2 separate regions of the Mus musculus genome follow, and region 2 is linked to region 1. Evidence: chromatin loops called from intact Hi-C (ENCODE). Cell type or tissue: heart. All regions are shown on one strand. Each heading gives the region's core, and the rest is flanking DNA. Links, peaks and the distances in the headings are about the cores only.

Region 1 (8,338 bases), core at 141-8,140:
GGCCCAGGTTCACTCTCTTCTATCCTTTGCTGCTCAAACCTTTCTGATTCCACTGTGTGACTGCAAAGCTAATCTCGTCGGGTCTTAGCTTTGTCTGAGGAGGAAAGCCCTCTCCTGGGGCGATGTCTCTAACACAAAGGGTTCTTGGATAACTCCTGGTGGCGGCTTCTTCAGCTTTGTAGCTCTGCTGAGGATTGGAAGCAGTTATTGTGTCTGCCCTCCCTTGCTTTTAGTCCTATGGAGCAAGAGTTCCTGCCCTGCCAAATTCCTGTCCCCTGACGTGTTTGCTTCTTCTTCAGTTTGTGGAAAAGAATGTGGTGACAGACCTTCCAGGCGTTGGGGCCTCCCCGCCCTGGTACCATAGTTTTCTGAGCTGTGAGCCACAGCCTATGATGTCCTCAGCTCTGTGGGACAAAGACAAGGTTGGAGCATGGCTCCCACGGTTCTGAACTGTCCAGGTGTAGCTGGGAAGATAAAACCCCACACCTGTGAGACAATTAGAACGAAGTCAAGGCAAAACCATATAGCGGTGTCTGATAACTCCAAGAGGTAGGGTGTGGGGGGCTGGAAAAGGCAGAGTACACTCGAAAAAGCTGAGTGTTCAGAAGCTCAACTTAGAAAGCACAGTCAAGGATCAGCCAGGCAGAAGGCTAGCCTGGAGCTCGGGGCAAGCAGGCACTCCTGCTGACCACATGCCCTCCTCCCTGTACAGCTCCTGTTACATATCCTCTGTGTGTGTGTGTGTGTGTGTGTGTGTGTGTGTATCTCCATGCAGTATCTCTCCACCCACAACACTGGCTTCTCTCATTGTTTTGACTGTGCCTCATTTTTCTCTTTGTGCTTTCTCTCTTCTGCTCAGAAAATCTAATTCTTTTAGAGACTCGGTGTATTCCAGACTATCCTGCAATTCTATGTATCCCAGGCCGGCCTTAACGTCCTCATGCTGCTATCCCAGTCTCCCAAGAGCTGGGATTATAGGTAGGCATGTACATAAGGGCAGGTGCCCACAGAGGCCAGAAGAGGCCATCAGATCCCCTGAACTTGGAGTCATGGGTCGCTGTGAGCTGCCAGAAGTGAATGTCAGGAGGTCACCTGGGTTGTCTGCAGCAATAACCGCTCTTAACTGCTGAGCCATCTCTCACTGGCCCTGAACTTTACCTTACAACGGCGAGGCGCTTTCCCTTTTACACCAGTTACTAGCACTGGTAATCCTGGGGAACGCGTAAGCAGGCACTCAGAGTCGCTTAGGACTGTCACTGTCCTAAGGCCTGAGAGTGGTGAATGGTGAGCCAGGATTCACACTCAGCGTGCCTGGCTAGAGATTCATATACTTAAAACCCCTTTGTTGTGACACTCCAGACAAGTGAGCTGGCCCCTCGCTGTAGGCTCATGTTCACATCCCTGACACCGTCATCCAGTGTCACCAGACCAGTTCTCTAGCTGGACTCATTTCAATGTGGTTTAGACACTCTCATAGTCAATGAGTAACTCAGAGGCCAATAAATACATGTGAGAGATACTGCAGGAGGCCCAGGCGCCTGAGCTGTGTCCCCTCTCATGTCCCCTTCATACCCACCCTGATTTAGAGAAAGGAACACCCAGAAGGGTTTGATGGTATCTCCGCACACGTGTAATAGAGGTGGCACCTAAAGCCACCACTGGTCCTGAGCTGCTGCCAGCACAGCTTTCTCAGAGGTATGACCCATCTCCATAGTGACAAAGCCACCTTTCCTTTCCTTTCTTGACCTGTAAAGCAAAAGAGAGTGTGAATCTCTCACATGGACATGCTCAGATGTGCAAGATTGCCACAACTCTCCTTTATTCTCCAGAAATCAGCTTACTGTGTGCTTGAGCTCTGGATCTTACCGGGCTGGGATTCACAGCAAACACCCCAGGATCGTCACAATTTCCAGATTTTATGCACTGCCAAGTCCTCGGGGACAAGGATAATCGGTATGTCCTGCTCAGTCATCTGATCACTCCGGTTACCCCTACGGGAGAGCCCTTAGGCTCGGTCTCCCTGACAGCCCCTTTCTGTTCTAGTGGCTTTAGCACTCTGCTACTTCATGGTACAAAACTAAAGTTCCTAGGTCCAAACCAAAGCCTCTCTTCTTCGGCCCTCTCTCTGTATCTACTGCCAAGCTGTCTTCTCCCTGAATTTCTCAACAAAGAGTCCGTGTCCTCACCTTAGAGGCCCTTCTTCGGAGCTGCAAGCTACTTCTGGGTATGGTTCTGTCACATGCCAGAGGGCAGTGGCTGGAGAAACTGTGTGAGAGGTGGTGTGGTGAGGCAAGGTGGAGATAGGAGGAAGGGAACAGCGAGTATTCTGGCCTCCTGTTACCAACCTACACGCTCTGAGAGTAAGTGTTGCTTAAAGCCAGGATCCATCCGTGTGACCCCAGTTCCATCACCAAGGACATTATTTTCCGCTGTTTTTAAGATCCCCTGCAACCAGCTTTCACGTGGAGATGGATATTCTGCTTGGAGAGGATCAGCTGTGGTCGGGGTGCTATCAGGTTCCCTTGGGTAACTTTAGAGTTTGCAGGCATGGGGACACACTTTCAGTTCAAGGTTGCCACTTGTACAGACGGAGCGACAGTTTGAACACACACCTTAACACCACTGTCAGCCCTGGATGGCTGTGTCCTGAATTGCAGAAACTGAGGACAAGAAAACCAAAACTTGTCCAGAATGCCCAGTTAGCAGCAGCAGGGGGATTCAAACACAGCACTGCTGGCTGTGACCTCACATACCATGGAGGTAATTGTCACCAGCAGACAAGAGCCTAGTCACTCGTACTGACTCTCTGAACCCAGTTTAGAATGGGACACACACACACCTCCATTGCCCTGCCCAGCAAACTCCACATGCATAAACCTCCCAGGGGGTGGGAGGGGTGGGGACTACGGGCTTCTGATTGGGTCCCTTCACCCAGCCCTTGCCTGTCTTCCAATGAAATCAGGGTTAGGGTCTTTCCTCCTCTGCACCTGGATTCTTGGGCCTGTCTTCTCCCAACTTTGGGGCTCAGCGTGGACCAGGAGTGTCTGTGCCAACCACAGAGCTAACTTGGTGTTATGGGCCTAAGAAGCTATCTCTATTTCAAATAGAGACTACAGATCCTCGCAGGGCTTAGTAGGGTTTCTGTTCCCTGTTCACACAGACCCCAATCCCAGTGGCTTCCAATTTACATCACTCTACAAAGGACTTCTGCTGCTCTTAGCAAATCGATTGCCTGTGTCATTACTTGCTTCAAGGCTTCCTTGGACTTCCCAGTTCGCTCTGCTCCAGCTCCCCGCCTCCCCCTCCCCCACACCCCCCTATCCCCGACCTGGCTGCTGCCCAGCTCTCCTGGCAGTTTACTTTGTCCGCCGCCGATACTCAAGGTTTAGCTGAGCTGCATTCCGGGAGGCTGTCAGAGCCTGCGGTGTTAATTTTCTAATTGAGAGCACCGTAGCCTAAACCTGGCGACAGACAGATCGGAGTGTTCGACTGCTCTGTGAGCTCCCTGTCCCCGAGGGATTTAAGTGCGCCTCGCCAGCCGCTAGTTTTGCATAATCATCCAGTTGAGATTATTTTATTTTGATCAGCTGTTGTAAAAAGTGCTCTAATGAGTCTATAATAAGCAGTCAGGAGGAGACCATTCGGAGCCTAAACCATTGGGATGCTGATACTGTTTTTACAGAGTATCGTTTTGTTTGTTGTTTGGGGGTGCCAGGGACCATTGCCTACAGGGCTCATTGTTATGTTATTTCTCATGGATGGTAAAGGAAATACCCTCCCATTCGAGAACCTGTTCCTTCTCTCTGCTTTCCCCTTCAGTGGCTTCTAAGGGTGTGCCTTGCTGGTGAGGCGTTGGTACATGAATGTTGGCTGTCTACTTAAGTAAGCAAAGCAAAGCTGGAGGATTACACACAGGTTTGGGTCCCAGTGCGGCTGGAGTACGGAAGTGGAAACGATTATCCATGCTATTTTATAGATGATTAAACTGAAACTCAAAGAACTCCAGCGCTTACCCAAGCTCACGCACCTGTTAAATGTGGAACTAGGATCGAATTGAGCCACTAGTTTGGTCGTCATCTAAATTTGGAAACGCACCCCATTAGGCAGGCAATCGGTGCTTCCCAGCGGAGCCCAGTCTAGCTTTCCTGCGAATGGCGGAGGACTCCTCCTCTGGTCTCTGCCCAGCGTGCGCCCCCTGCTGGTGACCAGGAGGACACCAGCAGGACCTGAGAAACTCGATCCCAAGCTCTCTGGCTTCCTTAGCTCAGATTAAACCATGGGGGCTCTTCCAGCTCTCCCTCGCGAGAAATCTCCAGCGAGAGGTGAGAGGATTTGGAGTGAATGCATTAGTATGGCCATAAGGCATTCACGGGAGAACGAGTTTGTGCCTCACAACCATGAGTATAAAAGCAGGAGTTGTGCCCATTAGAACGTGGTCAGCGGGTCAGCCCCATCACCTGGGTGCATGCTAGAAATGCAGTGGGGGAAAGCACTCACTGCCCGAGTGTGAGGACCTGAGTTCAAAACCCAGAACCTGTAACGCACAATCAGCAATCTCATTGAGATGGAAGAGACACGAGACTCCTCTGAAACGTGGGCGCCAGCTATCTCGGGGTCCAGAGTGGCAAACAGTGAAGACTCTCTGTCTCAAATAAGGTAGAAGAGGAATGGAATGATACCTGAAGTGACCCTCCGGCTTCCACGTGAAGCACGCACACATAGACAATTATTCTTAGTTGTTAAAAGCTCGTGCTGTCGGGTTTCCCCAAATGAGATGGATCAGCACCCCCAGTTCCAGGGAGTCCCCTGTGCACAGCATCCTTTGAGGCTCTGCATATGTCCGCCAGAATTTTAAGATCTGGTTGTATTTAAAGATCACAATGGCAACCTGACAGCTGTGCTTGCAGGTGGATTCAAGTTCCTGCTCTACAATTTACCAAGTATGAGATCTTACTCAAAGGCCCGACCTCACTAGGGACCTGTTTAATCATCTTCAAGATGATCTGATGCTAACCAAGTCAGTTCTTCAACCTTGAAGCCACTCCCTTGCATATTTGTGGCCCGTACTTTACACCCAGGCTCCTAACCCTGCCTTCATCATTCACTTAGCCCTGCGGCTTAGGAATGCCAAACCCTGTGGGGGTCTTCCCTTACTCCTTCCGTTCCCCACCCCACTCAACCCCACCCTGAGAAACTCACAAGGCCCTGAGTCAGCAAATTCTTGGTTCCTTGGAGTACAGAGACAGGGTAATTGTCTTGTCTAGGACCGGAATCTCAGAAACTCAATGTTCACAGGCAGGTGATGAAAAAGACTTCCAGGTCCCAGGGGGAGCATCCTCACCAGCAGAGTGATTTTATTTTCCTCTCTGGTACTGCAAAACAGAAAGGTTGCTCATCTGACTGAATGACTTAGACACCACCTTCTGCAGCGGAGGCTGGACCAGACGTTTCTCAGTCTCTTCAGCCCTCAAGTCTTACAGGTCTTGGTTTAGAAAAGCGTTTCAAACGTTTCAAACGTTTTGCTTCCAGGGAACATTCCATTTGGGGGTGGGGGGGTGGATGGGGAACACACACCTCTAATCCCAGCACCTAAGAGACAGAAAGACTTGGAGTTCAAAGCCAGCCTGGGCTGTACAGTGACACTCTGTCTCAGAAAGCCAAACATCAAGATGAATAGGATAGAGTATACTGACAGCTCCAGGATGAAATGCCACAGGGAAACTCGTTGCTTTTGTGTGCTAACTTTTCAGTTTTAATTTTTTAAAGCGCCAAAACACAGGAAGTCAAACAGGGAAGTAAAAATCATACGTCGTGGAAAACGACCAAGAGGAAAAGTGACACACACCCAGCAAGACGAACCTGTGTGCGATGGTTTCTGTTTATTCAGAAAGCAAGTGCTGATTCATTTTTTTAAAAAATGCCACCATGGCTGTGACGAGATTCCAGTGGTCACAGAAGTCCTTGGACAATGGTGGTCCACTGGTCCTAAAATGAACACTTCTTAGGTGCCTCTGGTGTTAGTATGGGAAGGCGGGTGCTCCTAGTGCAGCTCTGGCTTCAAACACTAAGGAGAAGGAATATTGCGGGGGCCTTAGAGTTGTGCTTGGAACGGTGAGGCATCAAGTATGAATAAAACCCGCTCCTTGCTGCAAGACTTCAGTCTAACAGGGAAGGCATGATATAATGAAAGGCTGCCATGAAGATGGAGCGAGCAGGTAAGGAAGAGGGGGGAGGGGTGAACGTGGCTGGAGGGAGGTGAGGACTGTTGGGGACAGCCTTTGAGGGAGGGTGGGATGGGGTAAGCCAAGGAAGCATATGTATGTGATATGTATATATGATATATATACATATATGAATGTATATATGATATATGTACATATATGAATGTACATATATCATATATACATACATACATATATGTGAATGTGTGTATACATATATACACATATATACACAAATATGTATATGTGTATATATGCACATAAACACACACACACATATATATATATGCTCAGAGCTTGGATAACCAGGCTAGGCAGAGAAACGAAGGATAAGGATGAGGGAAGGCCAGATTCTAAACATGGTAGTAAAGTCAGAAGGCAGGGCAGAGACAGTAGATAGTGTGGCGATTATTAAATTGGGATGGTTGCCTGCATTGAGTTTTTCCTCTATAAAATGACAGTTCAATCTGAAAGGTCCCCTCTAGGTAACTGTTCTAGAATGGGTTGTAATCTAAGATGGGGACCCTAGAGCCACCCTGCAGAGTTCTGGTTTGTTGGCCCGAGGACTCACTGAGGACTTTTCTAGTCAGAGCTGTCTCCCGGGAAGCTCCCTCCAGTCACCCAGTGAAGGATGCGTGCGTTGGGGTCACACACTGTCAGAGCAACAAGATAACTGAGCTAACTAATAAGGGGGGAGGTTGGAAGCAACCCGCCAAGTGACTATGGATTAAAGGGGCACACAGAAGAGGAAAATGCCCATCCCATAATACAAAGAAGCAGAGAGAGAAATAAGAGGGCCTGAGTCTCACTATCCACTTCAAGGGCACAACTACAGTACCTTAGCCTACTTCATTCCACCCCTCCCGGAAGCACCTGAAGCTGGTGACTAAGACTCAACACACGGGCCTTTGGGAATATTTAAAATCTGAAACACAGCTCGGTGGGAGATAGGCAGGGTGATCACTTTAGCCATCCTGATCAGAGGCAGAGAACTGAAGCAGGCAGCACTGGGACTACACAGTTAAATTGCCAAAGCAAAGATCTCAGCTGCGTTGATGCCGGGATCTTAGGGAATCTGTGATGACCTCATCCACTCCGTAAGACATGGAGGAGAGACCAAGGGGAAATTAAGGCTGCTCTGAACAAGCTGAGAAAAGTCTTTCCAAGGGACCCAGAGAAGCTCATAGATCCCCCAGGCGGTGGGCAGCCATCCCTGCAGGGCCAGGAAGAGAGAGGCAGGCCTGAGAGCAGGATGTGGATGAATTCATCCAGCCAGCAAATATTTACCACAAGTCAGAGAGAACAAAGCACAGCTGGCATCGGGAATTGAAATTCTAATTTGCAGAAAGGGGTACAGGTGAGCTCTGAAATACAAACCAGGGAGCCCCATGGCCATTCGCTCATGAGTACATTTGTAGCAGAGATTTAGTAAATGGCCTGTGGCTCCGAGGTAAGGTAGGGAATTCCAGCCTGTGGGGAGTTCTGATCTCCCAGCACCACCCAGACTGGGAATTCAGGGAGACGGAGATGGTTCCTCATGGCGTCCCCACCTCCCACCCATGGCACATGGAACAAAAGACTGCAGATCAGTGGGGAAGTTCTTGCTAGGCAGGACGCAACAGACATGCTTTGTGTTGAGGAATCATAAAGATTTGGAGAGGCAAGCAGACCCTGGTGAGAACTGTGAACACCAGAAAAGAATCAGCCAGTCTCTGAGTCCACAGCATCCCTGGAAACCTAACGTGCTGAGCTGGAGTCTTCCTGTTTCTTTTAGAAATGGGAACAAGGGAAAGCTGGCTGCTGTGTGGGGTGACTCCTGAGCTGTGGGAGAAACGAGGGGCTTTGAAGACAGCCTGCTGAAGGCACACGGATACCAGCATGCACGGTGTGTGGGCATACAGAAGGCAGCTGGTGGGGCAGAGGGCTGACAGTACCAGGGCTGAGATGGTTTGTGGGGAGAGGAGAAGTGCCAGTTGCCAGGATGCAGAGAATCAACAGGAGCCAGGGGCAATAAACCTCCAAGGACCCACACCCAGCGACTCTATTCTTCCAACTAGGTCTCACCTCCCAACGCTTCCACAACTCCCCAAAACAGCACCACTAGTTGGGGCTGGAGG
Region 2 (8,338 bases), core at 145-8,144, 300 kb before region 1:
AACCATCACAAAGGGTAATCCATACCCTGTAGGTGAGTGGTGGCCTCTCTTTTTTCAGAGTTCAGGGATCAGCACAATCAAGTTCAGCAAGCTCTTTTCAGTATCCTTAACCAAACCAGTAATGTTAGCATATGCTTGACAGGAAGGTGTGGCTGACGTGGCCAGAGTACCACTAGCTCTTTGGTTCTGATAGCCTTGGGCAGTGAGCCTCAGTCCCTGGGATTCTGGCTCATGTTGGCGGAGGACCTACCTTCTGGAAGTCTGCATCCTGAGCCCAGGGATGAAGAGGAGGTGTAGGGGAAGGGACAGAAAACTCTTTCTCAGGAGAAGCAGAAGTCTAGCTCTCTCAAGCCTGATGAAAATGAAATATTAGGTAACAGAAAGGATTTTTGTCATCTGTAAAATGGGTACCATTGGTGTCTGCTGGCTTGCGTTTCTGTGAACTGGATGGAGGAATATGTGAATATTCAGTCCAGGGTTCAGGATAGACACAGAACACGTACTGTCAGTATATCCCTTCTCGGTATTACAGGTAAAACTCGTACACAGAGAGTCTGGAAATGTGTTCATCCTCTAAAGCCACATTCTCTCTCTGCCTTCTTGACATCAGAAGGCACTTATTCTAGACCACAACGATGACAATGTTCTTTGTTGAGGTAAATGCAGGTGACTTCTGCTTGGCCTTTTGCTCCCTTTCTCACAGCCCAGTGGCAGCAGCCGGTGTTAGGCTGCTAGGGGATTCGGTGGCTGAGTGCTCTGCTTGAGATAAAATGGAAAAGGTTTGGAGCAGGTTCGGTTAGACTTTTAAAAGTTGTGTGAGGAGGGAGACACTTATGTTGAAGCTATTGATTGTGATCACTGTAAATGCAAACAAATTAGATATTTTTTTGTGAGTATTTTTGTGTGTGTGTGTGTGTGTGTGTGTGTTTTTAAAGAAAATTTAAAAGTCAGGACTTGCCTGAACAGCAAGGGCCAGCAGTAGAATCTGAAGCACCAAGTGGGAGGTTTAATCTGGTGTGTGTGTGTGTGTGTGTGTGTGTGTGTGTGTGTATTTATGTGTGTTTTAGTGCTTATGTGTTTGTGTATATGTATGTTTGTGTGTATTAGAGTGTGTTTGTGTATCTTTGTGTGTGTGTGTGTGTGTGTGTGTGTGTGTGTGTGTGTGTTGGGAGATGTTAGAGATGTGTAGGTGCTTCAAGCATCAGTTTGCCCAAGATTTCCCCAAAACTAGCCAAGGAAGAAAGGAACAGGAGGCACTAGGCTTGACACTGCTATACCGAAGGTAAGATGGTAGGTACTAGAATCACATGTGACCCACTTTGACCCCATTCTTCCAGAAAAGGGGACAGTGTGCCAGTGTCACGGGGAATGAGAGAAGTAGAAGGCTTCCTGGTCAGAGGCTTGGTAAGAATGGACATGTATGCTGCTGCCACTCTTGCCTGTATGGGGTTCTACGTGTGGCGATCACTGCAGACAGGGTGGGTGGATGGCCAGCTTCCTCTTGCGGCATGACAGGCCCAACTGGCCAAGAGCACAGGGAGTTGCTACCCTCAATGCCTTTCAGCAGTGGTCCCCAAAGGGAGGGTATCTGGGAAACAGGACAGGAAAGAACTATGCCTGGTGGATGTGACATAGGGACCAGTAGATCTGACTTCCAGCTTTTCTTCTTCTTTTTTTTTTAAATTTAAAAATATTGTTGATGGTAGTTTTAATGATGGTTATGGAAGGAAGAATAGTAGATATGCCTTACCCATGTGCTGCCTTAACCCAGCAGCCTACTTTTTGTTTCTGGGAGTGAATTAAATCATGTAGAAAATTATTTAATTCATCTAAGTTTTTACTTTATTGGTACAAAATTGTCCATTTATCTTCTTATGACACTTATGTGAAGTTCTATTGGGTTTCATTCCCCTTATATTTTATTTATACTTTTCCTTTGCCAAATTGTGCTCTGGTTTCAAAGGTTTGGCCTGTCTGTATTCTCCATCTGTCCCATGTTGGGACAGGCTTGGCTGGTCACCAGAATGGCACTTTATGGTGGCCCTGCTTTCAGCTCAGAGGTCGTACATTTAACTTGTCACACTAAAAGACTGTGTGGTTTTATACAATCATATATTCTACTGAATTTTCCCCATCTAGACTAAAGCTGTCTCAAGACCATTCTATCAAAATGGAAGGCACACACGCGCACGAGTGTATGTGTGTGTGTGTGTGTGTTGGGGCTGCTTTGAGCATCTTTATAAATGACCTCTTTTTGTTTTGCTTTGTGTGATTTTCTTTGTTTGTTTGTTTGAAGTTTTTGATTGTTTTGACTGTATAACCCAGGCTGGCCTTCAACTAGAGATCCTCCTGCCTTGGCCTCTCAAGTGCTGGAAATATAAGTGTGTACCTCATGCCTGGATGCAAATAACATCTAGTTAACTTCAACACTGACATGTAAGGCAAAGGCAGGTTCCTCCTTTAGAAGTCTCTCCAGGTTTGCATATGCTTGGCCCATGAGAGGTGGTACTATTTGGAGGTGTGGCCTTACTGGAGGAGGTGTGGCCTTGATAGAAGTGTGTCACTGTGGAGGTGGGGCTTTGGGGGTCTCATATATATGCTCAAGTTTGACCACTGTGACAGAGCATCCTTCTGGCTGTCTGCAGGATATAGTCTCCTGCTGCCTGTAGATGAAGATGTAGAACTCTCAGCTCCTCCAGCATCATGTTTGCCTGCATGCTGCCATGTTTCCCACCATGATGATAATGAACCTCTGAAACTGTAAGCCAGCCCCAATTAAATGTTTGCCTTTATAAGAGTTGTCTTGGTCATGGTATCTCTTCACAGCAGTAAAGCCCAAACTAAGACAGTAGGTCATCGATGTTGAGGGCTTAACAACCCAAGATAAGTTTCGCCTCCTCACTTTCACAGTGTTTAAAGGTAGCTGCCAAGAGAATCGAAGTCACCGTAGATGCTCCACAGGAGGGTTGTTTGAGTATTCTAGGTGGATTTGACTGCTGGTGGCTTTCAGAACACATCCATCCATCTCTTGCTATCTGCATCTGGTGATGGCAGAAAATGAGGAGCAGCAGAGTCTTGGCTGACTTTTAATTCTCAGCCTGAGGCAGGCATCCCATTCTCAAGGGCTTTTGTTTCCCGGCAGGGAGACGAGACGTGTGTAGCGATGGACTTTGCCCCTGCCATTCACATACATGCCATTCTCTTATGTGTGGGGTTATTTGTGTAGTGCTTCCCAAATGCCAAATGACTGCTGAGGGGATGACATCATCTTCACATCAAACTCCGAGGATACGGAGGCAAAATACTGCTCACCGAGGTCCCACGGGACAAGAAGGAATTCAAGCTGCCACCCCAGGGCTGCCCACAGGCTCTGGATATCTCTATTTGTGCTTGAAGTTTGCTTCCTTTGCAGGACACATTTCCAATTCAAAGAGAAGATTTTCATAAATTTTGCAGAATGACCATAGAGGTACCAGTACACGGAGGGGACTCAAGAGTCCTGGACGGAAGGATTCTTCCCTATGGACAATGAATTTCCCAAGGACAGTCTTTCAGAAGGGTCTGTGTGGGTTACTGTGTTCCTTATTCACCTACCTTTTGTCTTTGGAAGTGCTATGAATTAAACCCAGGCTCTCACATATGCTGGGAGTGTGCTTTACCACTGAGCCCCACTCGCTGTTCTACTTGGAACTAAAGAGAAATTGAACAGTGTCTTTGGAGTTATGGTGTGGCTTGTTCAGATACTTCTTAGGGAGGTAGAGATGGCAGCCGTTGTCCTCCAAGTCCAGAACTGATCACATAATGATGGAACCTGGAAGCAGTCACACAGCCTCTTCAGGCCAGGCCCAGTGTGTGATTAGAAAGAAGAGTCCCAGACTTGGCTGTAGTTACTACCATCTTCTCAAGCCAGGGCCTCTTTGTGGGGTCAAAGAATGGATAGTTCCAAGAGAGAAGGTTGGAGAAACTGGGTGGAATGGAACAGCTGTGGGTCTCCAAAGGGCTCCATACAACACCATACCCCATATTCCAGACCTTGGCCAATGGCATTCTCTGAAGGTCAGGATTCATTGCTGGCCACCCCTGCCTAGCTCTTCATCCTGAGCTGCATTTATATTAGGGAAAGAAAAGAGAGCAGGCATTCCCAGTTCCTTGCTGCCCCAGGAACATATGTAAGTGGGGCAGACACAGAGACTTCCTGTTCCAGGAAGTACCACACACCTCTTCTCATCTGATGCTCACAGCAGCCCTGTGCAGTCAGCAAGATTAATTCCATTTTACAGGTGAAGAGGCTGGCATTCCAATGCTTACCAACCTGCCTAAGATTATGTAGCTAATTAGGAGTGAAAACCCGGCTCATTCGCATCTCCAATGAGCCACAGACTGTGCATGTCTCTCTGCCGCTTTGGTTTCTGTGGGTTTAAAGCAACTATCATTTTAATCCCTTCAGCTCAAATGGTCTGCTGCCCTCTAGGGGTGACTCTTCCTCGGGCATTTACCCCGGAGTCTGCAGGGCAAGAATTCCTTTTTGATCTCCTTGTTTGATGAAGTCCCTGGTGAAGTCTCAACTTCTCTCTGGCTTCTTGGAAGATGGTGGAAGTACACGGGAAGAATGTTTGCCAAAGGCCATGAGGCCCCTCAGTTAAATCAGATTTTTAACCACTGCAAGTTGGAGAGACTGAGCTGTTTTAGTGAGCCCCTACTGACATCCTGAGCGGCAAGGCAATGTCCCTTGTCTTTGTGTCTCTGTGGGGGAGAAGGCCCTCTGACTTTGCCTCTGAACTACTGTCCTCTTCTCTTGAAAGCCATTTGGATTTTGCTTTTCTGAAGGAAGGGCCTGTGTGAAGCACGTGTTTTAACTTCGGAGTGTTCCCCGCCATGTCCCAGCAATGCCACCAAAGCCCTTCTATTTCCAGATCTGTGGTCAAGGCTCCCATCTCTGCAGGGTCAACTTTGATGTGTCCACAGCTCTTCTGCAGATTTCTGAGCTTCTCCTGCCTGGGCTAGTCAGTCCTTGAATGGCTTGAGAACAAGAGCATGGCAGACCTGGAAATTCTCCTGGTTCAGCATCACCAGCTATCCGGGCTGGTTCTTGGTCTAAGACTTCCACACTAAAGTCAGACACACTCCACAGGAAACTGAGGCAAGGCCGAATCAGCACCAGCCCCTGCTGGTACTCGGATGCCTTATTTCTTAGCTTTTCATTTGCTAAATCCCCACTGTGTACAGAGCAGGCTGCTGGAAGGAGCAGTTGCCTGTGATGGGAGACATACCGCTGAATCTAGATTCTCTCTCAATCTCCTTCCAGTTTGGTTGAGTGTGTGTGTGTGTGTGTGTGTGTGTGTGTGTGTGTGTGTGTGTGTGTGTGGTAGCCTAACACAGCAGCAGACTTCCTTGCAACTGAATGCACTTGTGATCCAGTCTTGAATAACGAACGAACAAGGAGAGCCTTCTATGGACCTTCAGGGAAAGATTGTCTGGCAAGACGAGTTGTCTTTCCTTCTGACAGGATTATGACGGGCCTAGGGGTTGGAACCCATCTTCCACTCTGTGGGATCCAGGCTGACACTGCAGATAGCAAGGAGCAGAAAGCAACTGGCCCTTGGTGACTTCATCACATGGAATTAAGCAAGCTGAGCGCTTCCAGTCTGCAGACTTCTCGATGAGACAGGGGATCAATATCTCTATTGTTCAAGGCTACTCAGTTGGGATATCGCATACTAAGAGAAAAGGAATGCATGCAGGTAGCAGACTCTTTCAGGGAGATTAGCATCCGAAGAAGACAGGAAATGCTCCTGTCAGGCCCTGAAGAGAATTCACCAAGCAACAGCATACCTGTGATTTACAGCTCAGTCTTATTGTACAAGAAGAGACTCCCATAGAACAGTGTGTAAGGCAAATTACAGTTCTCTGGAGCTTTCCTCAAATATTTCTGAGGTAGTCTCCTGGCATTCATAACTGGTGTTCAACTAACGATTGTTCCTAACACGTTGGAATTTCTGTTTTGACAAGTGGTAAGTGGTAAATATCTAGAGATTTCTACCATTAACTTAGTGTGTGAGCCAGGTATCTTTTAACCACATGAATATTTATCTATTCATTGGATTGTTCTAGTAATTTAAGATTTGGTAAATAGAACTTTTTTTTTAAAGATTTATTTATTTATTACATGTAAGTACACTGTAGCTATATTCAGACACTCCAGAAGAGGGCATCAGATCTCGTTACAGATGGTTGTGAGACACCATGTGGTTGCTGGGATTTGAACTCTGGACCTTCGGAAGAGCAGTCGGGTGCTCTTACCCACTGAGCCATCTCACCAGCCCGGTAAATAGGACTTTTGAATCCTTTTGCCTGTGGTCCTGCCTGAATATCAGGGTCTTCAATCACCTCTATTATTCTCAAAGACAAACTTGGGGGCAGAACTCGGATTCTCTCATCCCTTCGTCATCCCAGGTATTTGCTGTTGCCCTGGTTATCATAGATCTAATGCAATATAAACAGGTATTTGGGGCTTGCGTTAGTATTTTTCGGTTGTGATAAAATGTTGTGACCAAGGGGACTCACGGGAGAAAGAATTTATTTTGGATTATGGTTCCAGAGGACTAAGGACCATCATGGGGGAAGGCATGGCAGCAAACAGTAGATATGGCAGTCACAGCAGGAATCTGAGGACCTAAAGATCACTCCCAGTGATGTACTTCCGCTGGCAATGCCACCCACCCAAAGCTTCCCAAACAGGGCTAACCAAGAGTTCAAATACTGAAGCCTAGGGAATAACAGTTCTCATTCAGACCACCCCAGGCTGAAACTCATATAGAAGTTTGTGCTACTCTGAGGAAAAGGACCATGTGCAGAATTTACCACACAGTGCCTCCAAACCTAGCCTCACGTCCCAAACCCTCCTCTCTAGTAGGCATGTGGTAGTTGAAGATTAGAAAGTGGAATTTTGAGAACTGACCCTCACGGTGCATCTGTGGATTGGCGCATGACATCTGTTCTCTCTTCTCAGGAAGCGTAGAATCTGCTTCTGACCCTCTTGTTTACAGAGCTCTGACTACTATGGTTCACCCCTGGCGATAAGATATCCTGGAACTAAGTTTGGAAGCCACAGTGCAGATTAACTCCTTCTTTTCCCCTCATCGTGGTAACAGCAGGGAAGCTCTGGCTAACATGGAGTTTTCCACAGAATTCTGTTCTCTGGCCAGTGTCATCTCTGGGCAACCCAAGCTCAGGACACGAAGGCTTACAACTGCCTATGGTGAGGCAGTGGCAGGGCTCTGTGATCTTTGATACCATTACTATGAAATAAGCATGAACCTCTGGGGTAGGCAAGGGCTGTCAGACTGGACTATTATCCTCTGGCCTGTCTAAGAATCGGTCCAGCATCTGTTGCCTAAGTGAGCATGTCAACTGCAAACCTACAGGGACAGAGGCTCTGATATCCTCTCTCCAGCTTTAGCTGGGGGTTTAGAAAGGTCTCAGAATCCCAGTTGTTGGGTTCTAGAAGCTTCTAGAAGGCCTTGCACTGATAGCTATTACGGTCACGGCTGTGATTTACTGTGGAAACAGATTAAAATCAGTCCGGGAATTATAGCATGGAGCTCCGGTCTCCTCACCCAAGCTCAGGACACAGATGTTTTCTGGCATCGGTGTGGTAATACGCACAGGGCTGGCCAAAAGCATTCCTTCCATTATCTTTTCTGATTAAAATAACAAAGACTTCTGGTTTCCTGTTTGAACCGTACCCGATACAGAGCAAGGAGGTTGATCCTCTGCCATCCCACTTCCAGACAGAAGGTGTGAAATAGACCATAATCAAAGGTCATATGGCACCATGTACTAAAGGCAGTGGGGCACACCAGACAAGGTCCTGAAACATAGGTTCTGACAAACTGATTAGTCAGGTCTCTAGAGTGACAGAACTTGTAGAATGAATCGGAATCTCTTTATAGAGATTATATATATATGGGATTATATATATGGAAATATATATGAAATATCTCATATAGTCATATATATCACATATATACATGATTTATTACATACATATCATATATATATGTGTGTGTGTGTGTGAATATATATATATATATATATATATATATATATATATATATATATATGATTTATTAGAATGACTTACCGGCTGTGGTCCAGCTAACCCAACAATGGTTGCCTGTAAACATAAGGCCCAAGAATCCAGTAGCTGTTCAGTCCGCGAGGCTGGATGTCTCAGCTGGTCTTTCATATACACTAGAATCTCAGAGAAGTAGGCTCTTTGAGAGCAACTTTCTTCTCCCATGCCTTTTATAGAGGCTTCCAGCAGAAGGTATGACAG

Evidence for each region. Hi-C counts contacts between places; a loop is a spot of excess contacts. Peaks named below come from ENCODE experiments on the same cell type or tissue, not always from the same donor. Only the 100,000 strongest peaks of a DNase experiment are listed, where the experiment ranks them.
Region 2: it touches region 1 in a loop (4-fold over the local background); 4 of 42 quality-filtered maps call a loop at or near these places.

Annotation. Positions count from the first base shown.
Region 1 is chr1:182,956,117-182,964,454 of GRCm38, forward strand. The region is part of intron 1 of Tlr5 (toll-like receptor 5); the gene reads left to right. Among named protein-coding and RNA genes, the nearest start is that of Tlr5, 5.5 kb to the left of the region's middle. In heart, for the core only: a CTCF peak has its summit at 4,203 (motif pointing left); DNase peaks (open chromatin) are centred at 2,935, 3,405 and 4,185; H3K4me3 peaks cover 1,823 bases; H3K27ac peaks cover 3,322 bases.
Region 2 is chr1:182,653,502-182,661,839 of GRCm38, forward strand. No RefSeq gene overlaps it. Among named protein-coding and RNA genes, the nearest start is that of Ccdc185, 92 kb to the right of the region's middle. In heart, for the core only: a CTCF peak has its summit at 4,479 (motif pointing left); no DNase peak of the experiment used is centred there; H3K27ac peaks cover 985 bases.